Linked DNA regions of Homo sapiens: all the other regions are linked to region 4. A link is a contact called in ENCODE Hi-C or POLR2A ChIA-PET data. All regions are on one chromosome and are shown on one strand. The core of a region is the stretch at or near the end of the contact, and the rest is flanking DNA. Distances in the headings are between cores, read along the strand shown.

Region 1 (2,700 bases), core at 102-2,601, 420 kb before region 4:
CCTTCTTTCACTGGGTATAGTCAAGGCTGTTTGCAATGCTTGGAACTCTGGCAACTGTCTTGTAACCATGAGGAAAACTAGTCTGAGGCAGCCGACAGACTGAGGGTAGCAGAGCAGGAAGATGGAGATAATCTGAGTTTTGGTGATGTAAGGTAGCTGCTGGCCTTCACATACAGACCACCATGTGATAACTCTGGTTGTCACATGTATGCTTTTCCTGCCTACCTAGACTCTAAATTCTCAAGACTCAAAACTGAGTAATAATGAAGCCAGTCTGTGGGATGTAAGGGCAAGAGCGTGGGCTTTGGAGTTGAACAAAGCTGCCTTTGCATTACAGCTCTGTGAGGGGGAGTTACCTAATCCCTTGATGCCTCATTTTTTTAAATCTCTGAAATGGCAATAATAAACCCGCTTCCAGAGAGGTGGTAAGCATTGCATTAGATTGCATATGTAAGGTTTCTACCACAATGCCTAGGACAGGAGGGACTCAGAAAATGATATATACATGATTATATATGAATGAATCTGAGAAAATATGAAGTATGCCACTGAGTGAAAACACAACATGGTACTTTTATTTCTTCAGTCTTTTTAGCACAAACTAGACAGACTATGAGAAGCAGAGTTCTATCTCTGAAACTTATGGGCAGATTAATTTGGGGCAAGTTCTTTTACTTCTCTAAGTTTCAGTTTCTTCAGCTGTTAAACTGAGACAAGAATATTTGAAGATTAAATAAGGCCATGCCCAAAGCACTTGCAACATGGTAGGCTCTCAATAGACACTAGTTTCCTTCTTCATGCTCTGCCCCTCCACAACACACAAGACACAGACGTGTGTTCCATAAACACGTGCTCTCTCTCTCTCACACACACACATACCTAGAACACACCCACACAAATGGACATGCACAGACACATGGACCCACACATGTGCAGACACACAGATACACAACTTTCTCAGCCCCAGAATCTTCCAGGAGGTTTTAGAAGTAGCTGTTGCTGTGTCTGTCTGCAAGACCTGTTTACAAGGCAATTATGAACTCTTTTCGCCAAATGTAGGATCTTCAAACAATGAGCACTGTTGCTTAAAGGAAGACTATTCCTGGGGGAAAATACTTTAAATGTAATTATGTCTTAGCTGCACATCTAGTAAATAACTAGACATGCACTGCTTTGAATATAAAATGTCACATTTTTGCAGATGGGACAGACAAATTTTGGCAGTCAGAGGAAGTCAGGAGAGAGAAATGAAAGAAGAAACCACATACTTCCTTTTTATTTACCTGATGTAACTGGGCCTGGCCCCGGGGGCATGGGGCTGGGAGGGCCCTGAGGGCTGGCTTTGGCTGAGACAGGTGCAGGGAAGGTGAGAAGCAGGCTGAGGAGCACAGAGAGGGAGTCTGTGTCTTGATTTCCTTTCTTGTTTACTTCTTTTGTGTCCTTTCCCACCCTCGTCACCCTGGCCTCAGTCTTCATTGAGTCTTCCCTGGGCCGCATCCTCACTAGTTTCCCCAATTGCATTCTTTCCTCCTCTGACCTGTTCTGTGTAACATCACTAATCATTTGTTCCCTGAAATAGCACTTTCCTCTTGCCACTCTTGCTCAGAAACCTCCCTATTTCTCCCTTTCGCGTCTTTGCTTCCTTGGCTTCTCAGTGGAATGAAACAGTCTTTTCACCAGGACTCCCCAGCACGCAGCTGGGCAGTGCAATTTCCATGGTCTCCAGAGCAGTCTGGTCCTAGAAACCATGAAGTCCAGCCTTAAGCCACAGAGCTACAGTCATGTGTCTTTCAAAGCCCAGAAGACCTTGTTCATTGCATGACCTGGACAACTCTCCTGACCTACCTTGTACTCCTCTTCCCAACCTGTCTCTTCTCTACTGATTTTTCTTTCTGTTTCACCTACCTTGGCTACTGGGGCTGGTTCCTTTCCCCTATTTACCCAACTTTGACCTTTGGCTTTCCTCCTAGCAGGAGGTTTGGATTTTCCCTCTGGCCAGGCTTTCATTCCTTTATCTACTAAGTACTTATACAGGACTTACTGGTGCCAGGCTACATTTATGGAGGCACAAAGAGTGTCTCCTATCTGGAAGAAGAGGCCATTAGACAATTCACTGTGTGTGTGTGTGTGTGTGTGTGTGTGTGTGTGTGTGTGCGCGCGCGCGCGCGCGGGTGGAGCGGGGGGGTGGTTGGGGGTAGGAAGATGCACAGAGGAATAAATTGTTGTCCTTGAACTCTGGCAACTAACCAGAGGTCAGCCAATAGTATTTTATCCTTAATTGATTTATCAGATTAAGCTTTAATGGAGCAGGGAGGAAGTAGGAGCAAGCCAGGAAGCCATTACAATGGAAGAGATTGTGCTCAAGAATTCCATTTGATCTTCAAACAACCCCAAGAAGGAGGGGTTTTCCCCATTGTCCACCCAGGGAAGCAGGCTCAGAGAGGCCAGCTGACTTTCCTAAGGTCACCCAGCTGGCAGTAGAGGGTCCTGGCAGCCTGATGGCATTGTTGGGTGCACTCCTGAGGCCACGCTGATCCCAGGGCAGGGAAGAATGCCAGGCACCCCTGGTCAATGTCGCTTCCTGATCAGCCTTCTAAGGATCGTCCGGGTCTGCAAGTCCCTTCCACGGGTTGACTAAAGCTGCCTCTTTGCTCTGGAAACCCTCTACCTTCCCTCACTGGCTCATCTTCCTGGCTTCTC
Region 2 (2,700 bases), core at 79-2,578, 350 kb after region 4:
GGCCTGAAAAAAAGCCTTGCCCAAAGGCAATCCTCTTGGGACCAAGGCTCCTGCCTGCTGAGGCTGACGAGGTCCTGGCCAGGCAGCACAAATTCCATGCAGGGATGTCCCTGGGGCCCCTGCTGTGCACCCAGCACTGTGTTGGACTGTGGGGACACGGGGTGAGTCAGGCCTGATCTGGGGATGGGGACACAAACACACACAGAGCCAACTCACTCCTTGGTGCCTGAGGAGAAGCCCTGGCGCTGGAGGCACTTAAGAAATGCCCAGTGACCTTTCACACCACAGAGGGCACAAGCCCCCTGAGGTCCAGGGTACCATTGGCTTGCTCTGCCCTGTACCTGCATGTCAACATGGAGCCAGGAGCTGACCTCTGTTTTTGAATCATTAGCTCCTGAGTTGAGGGAATGTGGAGGAAGTGTCTGGGGGTGGGAGTCCAGACACTCATTCAGCGGCTGAGTGGCCCCTGTTCCACTTGGCAGCCCTAACTGCCCCCTCCCCAGCTTCCCCCTTTCCCAGCACCCTCCCACCAGCACCGTCCTGGGCTCCTGTTACTCAGGGTTCAAAAGACCGGAACACGAGCGATGGAATGTCAGGACAGGAGGGCAGAAGAGGGATTCAGGATAGACTAGGTCCTGCAGGGCCCCCACCCCCACCATGTGGCAGCCCAAGGGTATTGACAAGCCTTATGGTGAGCATCCCAGTGCTGAGGTCCAGAGAGGTACAGTGCCTTGCCCAAAGTCACACAGCAAGAAGGGACAGCAGTAGGCCCAGAGCCCCAGTCTCTGCTCTCATCTCAGACTCCACCCACTCTTGCACGCAGGTGGCTTCCCCAGCTGGTTCCACACGCTGGGTGGATGTCCAGGCCTAGCGTTCCTACAGCTCAGAGAGTGCCTGGTCGGCGGGGGGGGGGGGGGGGCGGGAATGGGAGGGTGCAGAGGGGGAACAGGAGAAAACAGAAAGTGCCAGTGATTCACATTTCAAAATGTCGTGTTATTCCAGGCGCTTTCTCGCTTTGCCACCACCTTCATCCACCCCCCACTTGCCATCTTGAGAACCGGCTGCAGGGTGGCTGGGGCGGGGGGAGGAGGAGGCTGAGACCATCATCTAAGGAAGCTGTGTTTCCACCCTGCCCACTGAGAAGCCCGAGGGTGAATGAGCAGTCGGATGAGCACCGAGCTGGGAACCAAGGGGCCTGGGTGCCAGCCCTGGCTTTGGAATTGGTTGTTGTGAGACCCTGAGCAAGTCCCTAGGCCTCTCTCTACTTCCTTTACATACTTCCCCAGCACGTAAAATGGGGAAGTGGGAAGAGTTTGTGGCTCCCACGACTAGTTGCATATCAAAGCAAAACAAAACAGATTCTTGGACTGCATCCCCAGAGATTCTGATTCTATATGTTAGAGATGAGGCCTGGGAGTCTAATTTTAAAGCATACCCCTAAACCCCACCCAACCTGGTGATTCAGTGCAACCAGTCTACCGAGGCGCGGTTAGAGAGTTCCTGGCTATATGCTTCCACGCGGTTTCCAATCATCTCCAGGACTTATTGACCTCCTCCAAAATGCCCTCCTGGATTTACCCAGCCCTCCCTGCCACGTCTAACCCTCCTCACTTCTGGCCTTGCATCCCTGCCCATACTCTCCTACAGCTCCTTAAAAGCATTTAGTCATTTGTGCCTGTGTGTGCACGTGTGTGTGTGTGTGTGTGTGTGTGTGTTCTACGTGAGCTACATGAGCAAGACGAACCTCCCACACAGCACAGAGGAAGTTGCTCAGCACTGGAGCCAGCTAGCCCCACATTTGGAACTGGACTCTGCTGTGCAAAGTTGGGTGACCCTAGGGAAGAGCCCCAGCCTCCCTGGGCCTCCGTTTCCACATCCCTTAGAGGGCCTAGCCAGACCCTGCCTCACAGGGCCACACACGAGACTCCACTAAGGTGGTGTACAAAGACTTGCGGTGGGGCCTGGGGAGGGGTGTCAGTGGCCAGGAAAGCAAGCCGGGTGAATGGTGGACCCTCCCAGAGGGATGTGTGCTACCCTGGGAGGTCTGGACTCCTTCCTCCCAGTGTGTGCCTTTAGGCAGATGGCTGCCAGCGTAGGTCCTCAATAAAGAATGGGTCCACCCCAGTATCATTCGAGGTCCCCACAGGAAACAGAATTCCCCCCAGGTGGCTCAAATGAAGAGACACAGATGGAGGGGCTTGTGACTGAGTTAGGCAGGGTTAAGGAAATCCAAAAGGGATGGGGAGACTCCTGGACTAGAACAGCTGACAGCTGTCCGCAGCCCGCATCTACAGGGCAGGGCAGGATGTCATGGCCAGAGACCAGCAGGAGTGGGGGCCGTGGAGGAGGGGCCGCCCCACAGGAGCGCAGTCACAGAGGGAGGCAGCTCTTCCGAGACACACGTCCCAGAGGGAGAAGCAGAGGAGAAATAGCCCAGCCCCTCTCTCCTCCCACTGTTGCTTCTCATTCTGGTATCTCCCGCTGGCCAAGCCCAGGCAGTGGTCAGAGGCATGGGCAGCCCTTAGAGGTCCCCTCCTGGGGCACAGAGCAGAGCAGAGAAGCAGAGACAGTTTGCTGGCAGGTTGCTGGGAATAGCAGGGCAAACAAACAAGCAGCTCCTCGGGCAGCCTCTGCTGTCTGGGCATGGGAGGTGGGGCCTGGCTTATCAACCAGAAGACAGGTTTGAGCCTCACCACTGCC
Region 3 (2,700 bases), core at 127-2,626, 440 kb after region 4:
TGCTACCACCCGACCTTCCAGGGACTGAGCAGAATGGAGGCTGAAGGATTGAAGGAGATGCTTTGCTTATCCAACCAAACCCCACCCAGAAGGTGCCTCCAGAGCTCCTGAGGTTCTTGCTGGGAAGAACCTGGTGCCGCCTTTTAACTATGGAGCCTGAGTGCTGGCAGTGGTGAGGGAAAAGGGTAACAAAGGCAGCAGAAAGAGGCATCCCCACCCAGCGAACAGCCAGATGCCAGGCGGGTGTTCCCTTCCCCACCCCAAGGTGGCTGCCTGCAGTGTCTACGTGCTTGTCTTTCTGGAAGACAGGCCCTACTAGGGCTTCAGAGTCAGGCCCAACCTCCTGCCCCCGCAGGAAGGAGCAGAAATGCAGAGCTAAGAGCACCTAGAGAAGGCAGGAAGGGCAGAGATGCAGGTGCACAGGCAACCTCTTCTGTTTGACTTTGGGCCAACTAGGGTTAGGAGTAATGGACTTAACCTGACCTTGGTCTTATATGATCCAGAGAAATGTAAATACTGAAACACAGGCCAACAGTAAAGCAGCAGGTGCAGGGAATCCAGCCACTCCTGGCAAAGTGTCATGGTCCAGCTAAGGACTCCCAGTGACCCAAGCTTCCCCCACCTGTCTCCTTTACCTTACAGGTAGCACCTTCCTCCTCCTTCCTATCCCTACCCCAGGGCCAGGCTGTCTCTCTCTTCCTGACCAGCAAAACCTGAATCTTAGGTTACAAACTCTGGAAGGGGCTCAGAGCTTGGCTGTCCCAAAACCCACTTTTGCAGAGGAGGAAACTGAGGCCCAAGGAAGAAAAAGACCTACTGCAGATCACCTGGCTTCCAGGCTCCTAGCACAAAGCTCTTTGTACTGACGAAGCTCTCAAATCCTGAAAACATCTGCTGTTAGTCCCACCCTCTCCAACCTCCATCCTTTCCCTTTCCCCAAAAAAACAAGAGCTGCATTTTCAGAATTGAAAGTAGGGTGCTAAATGGGCAAAAGTATAGTGGTGGGATCTGAGGCATGGAAGAGGAAAAGCCACAGGGGATGGCCTGAAAACACTGCTGTGTGCTGAGTCAGGCTGCCTGTGCCTGTTCTGCTGTATCCTGGCTCCTGGCTTTCCTCCCCACCCCTGGGCCTGACAGATGACAACTGAAGGTGGGGCCAGCCCAAGAGAGAAAGGGCCAGAGGAAGTTGTGGTGGGTGCCCCGACCCTGGTCCCTAGATATTGTCTGAAGCCTACTGAAGGGTGAGTCTGCATCTTCCAAACACTTGCCCACAACCACAGTGACAGAAGAGGAGCGAGATCTCTCTCTGCTGTAGGTCCAAATGCTACCCTCCTACAATACCAGCAATACTGATGCCACCAACCCCCATGATGGCACCAGGATGGGGAAGGCAGAAACAGGCCTCTGGTGCCCTCTGCTGTTCAGCACTCCCGTGCCACAGCCTGAGGGTTGGCACTGTGGCTGGCAGGGGGACCCAGGGAATGTCTCCAGCCCCTAGGGTTGCCCCAGCTTTTAGCAGCCCTCCATCTACTTCCCAGAAGGATCCAGGAAATGTGTGATGCTGAAGCCCTGGCTAAGGCAATGCACCCGCCAGATCACCCAGGGTGTGGTGTAGTAGCAAACAATCCCCAACACGAAATGGCTCCAAATCAGGCAGGTTTATTTAGCTGGACAAGCTCTGTGTCCATTTTCTAAGATCCAGGTTGAGGCAGTAGCCACCACCATCTGGAATGATGCTGGCTACAGTGACTGAGAGCAAGAGACTGAGGGCCTCACACAGACAGTGAAAAACTTCCACTCACAGCTCACTGGTGGGATCTATCACACAGCCCCACCCAAGCAAAAGAGGCAGAAAGTGCAATCCCACCAGGTGCCCAGAAGTCAGGAGCTAGGGACACTGAAAGGGCACATTCCTGACTACTGATGGCTTCCGGCTCATTCTCCCTCCTGCAAGCAAAGTACCTCATCCCTCCCCAGGGAACGCAGCCCTAGATCCGCCCCAGGGGCAGCATCGTCCTCAGGTGCAGGGTCTCAGGGCGGTATGTTGGCATCCCATATCAGCAGTGAGGGGCAGTAATCCCTGCTTCACACGTAGATGTGGTGCCTCTTGATCCAGTGACCTGCAACCTAAGAATCCCAGTTTCCTGCTGCCTGTTAAAATTCAGTCCTCAGTGGTACAGCCAGGGCTAGAGAGTGGCAAAAAAACACACCAGTAGGAAAGCAGAAAAATGAGAGCCATATCTCAGGGGATACTGCTCCATGGCAGCCCTGCCATCCCTGGGCAGACTTTAAGAGTCCCTGTCCTGGAGGTGGGCATCGTCCTTGATCAGGCAGCTCTGGCCTCTCCCCTGGGTATCTCTCCTCATTGGTTTTTTCTGTGCCCTGCTCCCTTCCCCGTCTGTCTGGCTGCCTCAGTTTCTCCTGACTTAATACCTTGTGCTGTGTGTGGCTCTGTAATGGCCACCTCACTCTTGAGTCTCCCAGACTTCTGAGTGGTCCCAACTTAGGGTCTCAGTTCAAATTCCAGACACACAGAGAGACTCCCATTTCACTGGCCTAACTGATTATTCAGAGCCAGGCACACAAGTCACAGTTATGTCCAGTTTCCGAACGGGCCGTCTGAACAGGGGATGCTGGAGAGACCCCACGCTGCCTGCACATCTGGTGGTGTGGGAGGAGAGCGTGGGCACAGCCATGAAG
Region 4 (2,700 bases), core at 5-2,504:
AGAGAGAGAGAGAGGGACAGAGATGGAGAGAGACACACAGGGAAAGCAAGACACAGCGAGCCAGACAGAGATGTTCAGAACGAGGCAGAGAAGAGAGACAGAGAGAGAGAGAGAGAGAGAGAGAGAGAGAGAGAAAGCAAAACAGAGAGCCACAGATGCAAAGTGAGGTATCGAGGCATAAAAATAGTGTCGGAGTAAAGCAGAGGCCAAGCCAGGCTGGGAGAAATCCTGAGCGCAGGACAAGGCTGGCCCCGGAGGCATCAGTGTGCTGTTGTGCAGGCAGAACTTTCCACTGATCACACCCCCTGCCCGTCAGCCCATCCTTGATCTGCCGTCCTTTGCCTCCACGTGGAGGCTGGCCTGATGTCTAGATGGAAGGCCGAGGCTCCCAGGCAGAGGCTGGCAAACAACCCACCAAACAGGCTGGAGGGGCCCCCTGGGGGTCAGGAGGGCTGCGGGGACCTGGGTCCTCAGGCCCCTTAGAGACTGGAAGCCTCCCACCCCCTACTCTGCTCATGGCCTGGCCAGACCTGCAGGGCCCCCATGGTCCCAAGCCCTCCCGCTGTGGCCTGTGCCTTACTTTCTCCCCTCTCCCTGTGTGCACCAAACTTGTGAAGCCCAAACCAGCCTTCCCCTCCTCCAAGAAACCCACTGGGATTTCTCCAGGCTTCTTTTGTCTGCATTGCAGCCTCATGGTTCAGTGATGCAGTGTTTGTGTTCTAAATGCCGTGCACAGAAGTTCTGTGTTCCCTCTTTCCATCTCGATGTCAAATCCTCTTCCCTTTCCTCTTCCCTCCCCTCCCCACCCAGGCCTCATGGCATGTGCACTAAAAGGCTTCCATGAGGTTCTGAAATGTGCTCTTTTCATTCAGAGAGTGCTCATTCCTTGACTGCCTTCAGCTGATCCTCAGTTCGGAGGGTAGGAAGCAGAGGACAGCGTCGTGCCCAGCCGACCGGGGAAGGAGGCCCAGGCAGGAAGCTTGTGGAGCTAGCAGAGCAGGTCTGAGGCAGGCTCAGCTCTCAGCCTTTTGTTATGGACTGCCCCCTGCCTCCAGCCTCTCTTCCTGAACCTCACTCAGGGCAAGAGTTGAGCATCTGCATTAGGCGGAGGCGGGGTTATTCCACCTTGCTGGCCTGGCTCAGACCTAAGAGCCTCATCCCCACGGGCCCAGCCTGCAACCTGGCCTGAACCTGCTCTCTCACTTCCCTTTCTCAGTGGTCAGCACCTGCTGAGCTCCCCACACCCTTGTTCCCACCCCTGCCAGGCACACCCTCTTCCTTTCCCCAGAGGCCTCCTTCTGGGCTGGTCCTGCTTGGCCAAAGCCAGAGGCAGGGCTACTCAAAGTCCAGTGGGGGGAGAAATGTGAACCCACAACCCACCCAGAAGGAGTGAGAGCCAGGCCATCGGGGACCCCCACATTCGCAGCAGTAGTTTCCCCACCAGACTGAAGTGTGTCTAGGGCTGGGGCCATGCCTGCTGGTCTCTGTATCTCCCAAGCCTAGCCCAGGACTTGGCACTTAGTGGATGCTTGGACAATTGCTGAGCAGGTGAAGAGGGTCCAGGCAAAAGACTGAAGCCCTGACAGCTTCGAGCTTCCCTGCCTTCCTTCCTGCCATCATGATGCCAATGACAAAGTGATGCAAAATAAAAATATCACTGAGCAAAGCACGAACAGCGTCACAGCTGATACCCACAACAACTCTGGTGCCCAAGGCACAGGAGGCTTGGTGACTTTCTCAAGGTTCCCCAAGCCAGTGAGTGGGGAGGGCACAGTTGGACTCTGAGTGTAAGCTCTTGGGCACACTGCTGGACCCCAGGAGAGGCGGGTTCTCACAGCTCCCCTGTGACCTGAGGTGAGTTCCATTTCCCCTCCGAGCTTCAGGCTCCTCGTGTGTGAAATGAGGTCTGAACTCCTTGGGTTCTTCATTCCCTTTTCTCGGTTAACATTTCCTAATAATTTAAGGGAATGAGATCACCTCCACCTCCCTTGATTAAGATTCATGCAATAGTTCGAGGCAAGACTCCTACCTTCAAAGATCTTACAGTATAGTGGGGGTGAGACATAGTCTATCTAATATTCAGACAGTGGGGCTGTGGAAGCCTCAGGGAGGGGAACTGGAGGCCTTCCTGGAGGAGGACGGGATGGGGTGGGCCCGCAGGGAGGAAGCATTTGCCCTGTGGATTTGTCAGGAGGGGAGGGGTGGGTGTGAATGGGAGTGTAGTTGAGAGGAAGAGTGCAGGAGGAGGACACCGGCCAGCTGGAATGGAGAAAGCCATGAGTTTCTAGCAATTTCCTTTTCCAAGCCCCTCTTGCAAGTGAGCATCTTTAATTTATTAAGGGACTGATTTGAAATCATCCTCCCTCTCTCCCTGCCCACACTCCACCCTCCACTGCCTATATTTCCCCTGACCATAAATTTCTTTTTAATGACAGTTTAGAAAATGAGCAAATCTCTAGTGACACTTTTATCACCCCCAGGATACTTTTAATAAGAGGTTTCGGTAGATTGCATTCTGGGAGTGGGGGGAGGGGGAAGGCAAGACGGTAGCTTCACCAACCTGCGCAGAGCTGTTCTCCCCGGTCCCAGCCCTGCAGCCCCCAAAACCACCCCTCTCCACCCCACCCCTACCTGGAGGCACCCCCTGACCTAGGACTGCAAATCCCTGGGTTCTAGCCCCCATGCTGACAATCCACTCAC
Region 5 (2,700 bases), core at 142-2,641, 450 kb before region 4:
GATCATGGCTCACTGCAGCCTCCACCTCTCGGGCTCGAGGGATCCTCCCACCCCAGCCTCTGGTGCAGCTGGGACCACAGGCGTGCACCACCATGCCTGGCTAATTGTGTTGCGGTTTTCTAGCTGTGTGACCTTACATAGGTCACTAGCCCTGTCTGATTTCCTCAGCTGTAAAAGAGGGTAATGATAAAAAAAAAATCACAATTAACACTACTATTTTATTCTCAATGTGTCAGGCATTATTCCAAGTACTTTATATAAATGACCTCATTCAATCGTTGTAATTACCGTATGAAATAATTATTATTGTTTAGTTCCTATGTGATAGATGTGTAAACTGCGACCACGCAGATAGTTAGCAGCAGAGCAGGGATCTAGGAAGGGCTGTCTCTGCAGCTGCCTTTCACGTTTATGTTATGCTGTGTCTTAATGATGCACACGCAGAGTCTAAAAAATCATGGATGTGTCACTGCATAAGGAAAAAAAATGATGATGCTTGTGTGTGCCCAGCTTTGAGCTTGGCACATAATAGATGCTCATGAAATCTTGTTTGCCTTATCCTCTCTTGGTCTTTTTCCTTCTACTCTCCTATGTGAGCACACACTGTGGTCACAGCAGAACAAAGTGGGGCTGTGACAAGGAGCTGGCAACCATGTCTGAGGAAGGCTGGTGGGTAGCATGGGCAGGTGTCTCTCATTCTGTCCTCTCCCTCTGCATCCAGAAGAGCTACACCCCAGCTCATGAGTAGGTGTGGGTCTAGTCTCCCCTGGAGCTGACAGGTAACTCTAACTGTTTCCCAAGGCAAGAGAGTAGGAGGGTGTAGCAATTGCTCGTTAGAGCCAGCCAATGAGCCTAGGGGGTCACAGGGTTCCTCCCACCTACTCTGGGGAGGTTGTCTGCCTATATTTGTGTTCATTTCCTGATAGAAACACTGGGGTCAGAGGCTTATCTGGCCTGGCTTCTGGGCCAATGGGGAGCTGATAAGGAACAGACCCATCCATTGGGATCTACTGGGTGGATTCCTATTGTCTTACACACCATACAGATAACCAAGGTCTCAGGTAGAAGTTGTACTTTCCTGACCTCCTTCTCATGGTTTCTCAAGTCCTCAACCAGCTCAACCCCAAGGGGCAGCCAGTTACAGTTCCCCACAGACAGAGTAAACCCTGCTGGACCTCTGGGGAAGTTTCAAGAACCAGTTTGACCGCAAAACCAAGAAGCAGGTCTGTTGGGGCCTCTCTGGATGAAGTGGTCATGGGTGGCTGTCAGATGAGGATCTGAATTAGTCACGAGAGGAACAGGAGCCAGGCTAGGGGTGGAAACAAGGCCAGCTCCCCTCTGCTCCAGGGCTTAGGATCAGCTGGGGTGGAAGCAGAGGCTGTGTTGCAATTTCACTGCAAATCAACTGGGTCATCTCTTGTGGGTGACACCATGCAGGCCTTCCAACCCTTGTGTGTGTGTGTGTGTGTGTGTGTGTGTGTGTGTGTTTTGTAGATGGGGAGATGGTATCTCCCAACTGCCTTTAGCATCTGGCTGTGAGATGAGGCTGGGGGAAGATGGAACGATATGCATTCCTGGCAGAGCCAGTGCCTCCGGAGGCATGGGGTGGAGGGGACAGGGTGGAGTCCATGTTTGAACAAGTTGAGAGCAATTGCTGGAAGAACCCTGGGCAGAAGTCCCCTCTGCAGATCAGACTTGGCCTCTACATTTGTTCTCAGGGAAGTGAAACACGTACCATCTCCCCAGTTTGGACTGTTGCAGGCTGTGACACACAGTAGCCAATTCATTGACTTGGGGCTGTCCCCTCCCACCTGGGATATTCAGTGCCCTGAAAGGCAATGAGGTGTGGTGGGAAGAACGTTGACTTTGGAATCTGACCGACTTGAAATTAAATCTCAGTTCTGCCCTGAAGCACTGGGTAACCTTGAGTAAGTCACTTAACCTCTCCGGACCCCATTTTCCTCATCTCTGAAATGGAGATAGTAACAGCTTCTGGGCAGGGTGGTTAGGAGAAGTAACAATGATAATGTGGGTGAAGGAAAATCATAGGGCAGGAACTCAATAGAAGTTAGGCACTTTTCTCCTTCCTCTTAGAATACACCCTGTCCTTCAGCCACTGCTAGGCTTGTCTTTACCATCTTGGTGGCTGCTGAAAAGCCTCATTGACTGGCTGTGCCCACCTACAGCAGTGGCCAGCAAGCATTTTCTGTAAAGGGCCAGAGGATAAATATTATAGGCTTTGCAGGCCATGTGGTCTCTGCCACAACTACTCATCTCCACTCTTGTTGCTCAAAAACAGCCATAGATGATACCAAATGAATGAGTGTGGCTCTGTTCCAATAAAACTTTATTTATAAAAATAGGCAGTGGGCCAGATTTGGCCCTCAGGCTATAGTTGCCAATGCCTGGCCTCGAGTTTCAAGTCCAAAGCCTCTGCTTTTCTCTCAAGGGACTTCCCTAGCCTGGTCTTACCTTCTTCATCCAATCCAGTTTCTAATTACTCCCCTGAGTGTTCCCCAGTATGACCCAACAGGACTCCCTTTTGGCTCAGGAAGTGTTTAGCTTCCACACCTTTGCCCATGCTTTCCTCCCTGCTTAGAACACCATCCCATTTCCTCTTCACTCTCTTCACCCTTCTAAATTCCATCCCCAGGGAACCTCCTGGGTGCCCTGTAAAATACAAGGCTCAGACCAAGGTCT

What was found. Hi-C counts contacts between places; a loop is a spot of excess contacts on that map. ChIA-PET counts read pairs that join two places held with the same protein, here RNA polymerase II (POLR2A). Pooled maps may share reads with other maps.
Region 1: a loop to region 4 is called in a map with no recorded cell type, with 10 times the contacts of the local background. The contact joins two enhancer-like sites. A Hi-C loop is called at or near these places in 8 of 37 single-sample maps with no recorded cell type and 4 of 50 pooled maps. POLR2A ChIA-PET finds 5 or more read pairs at or near these places in 1 of 52 experiments (naive thymus-derived CD8-positive, alpha-beta T cell).
Region 2: a map with no recorded cell type shows a loop between it and region 4 (24-fold over the local background). The contact joins two enhancer-like sites. A Hi-C loop is called at or near these places in 28 of 37 single-sample maps with no recorded cell type and 5 of 50 pooled maps.
Region 3: a map of Caco-2 shows a loop between it and region 4 (6-fold over the local background). The contact joins two enhancer-like sites. A Hi-C loop is called at or near these places in 3 of 168 maps with a recorded cell type or tissue (Caco-2, PC-9 and prostate gland) and 7 of 50 pooled maps. POLR2A ChIA-PET finds 5 or more read pairs at or near these places in 1 of 52 experiments (WTC11).
Region 5: a pooled map shows a loop between it and region 4 (6-fold over the local background). The contact joins two enhancer-like sites. A Hi-C loop is called at or near these places in 3 of 37 single-sample maps with no recorded cell type and 6 of 50 pooled maps. POLR2A ChIA-PET finds 5 or more read pairs at or near these places in 1 of 52 experiments (MCF 10A).

The regions. Positions count from the first base shown.
Region 1 is chr15:70,434,187-70,436,886 of GRCh38, reverse strand. No RefSeq gene overlaps it. Among named protein-coding and RNA genes, the nearest start is that of LINC02205, 70 kb to the left of the region's middle. RefSeq lists an enhancer at 365-414 and a silencer at 1,225-1,428. Within about 2 kb of position 1,351, at least 4 of the 41 ENCODE cell types and tissues checked have a DNase peak (open chromatin) inside an H3K27ac peak, as active enhancers do.
Region 2 is chr15:69,665,664-69,668,363 of GRCh38, reverse strand. The region is part of intron 1 of PCAT29 (prostate cancer associated transcript 29); the gene reads right to left. Among named protein-coding and RNA genes, the nearest start is that of PCAT29, 75 kb to the right of the region's middle. RefSeq lists enhancers at 1,888-1,937, 1,968-2,017, 1,458-2,072, 2,689-2,700. Within about 2 kb of position 1,328, at least 11 of the 41 ENCODE cell types and tissues checked have a DNase peak (open chromatin) inside an H3K27ac peak, as active enhancers do.
Region 3 is chr15:69,574,867-69,577,566 of GRCh38, reverse strand. No RefSeq gene overlaps it. Among named protein-coding and RNA genes, the nearest start is that of DRAIC, 14 kb to the right of the region's middle. Within about 2 kb of position 1,376, at least 2 of the 41 ENCODE cell types and tissues checked have a DNase peak (open chromatin) inside an H3K27ac peak, as active enhancers do.
Region 4 is chr15:70,013,570-70,016,269 of GRCh38, reverse strand. The region is part of intron 2 of LOC101929129 (a long non-coding RNA gene); the gene reads left to right. Among named protein-coding and RNA genes, the nearest start is that of MIR629, 65 kb to the left of the region's middle. RefSeq lists an enhancer at 865-1,368. Within about 2 kb of position 1,254, at least 4 of the 41 ENCODE cell types and tissues checked have a DNase peak (open chromatin) inside an H3K27ac peak, as active enhancers do.
Region 5 is chr15:70,461,827-70,464,526 of GRCh38, reverse strand. No RefSeq gene overlaps it. Among named protein-coding and RNA genes, the nearest start is that of LINC02205, 43 kb to the left of the region's middle. RefSeq lists an enhancer at 1,595-1,674. Within about 2 kb of position 1,391, at least 6 of the 41 ENCODE cell types and tissues checked have a DNase peak (open chromatin) inside an H3K27ac peak, as active enhancers do.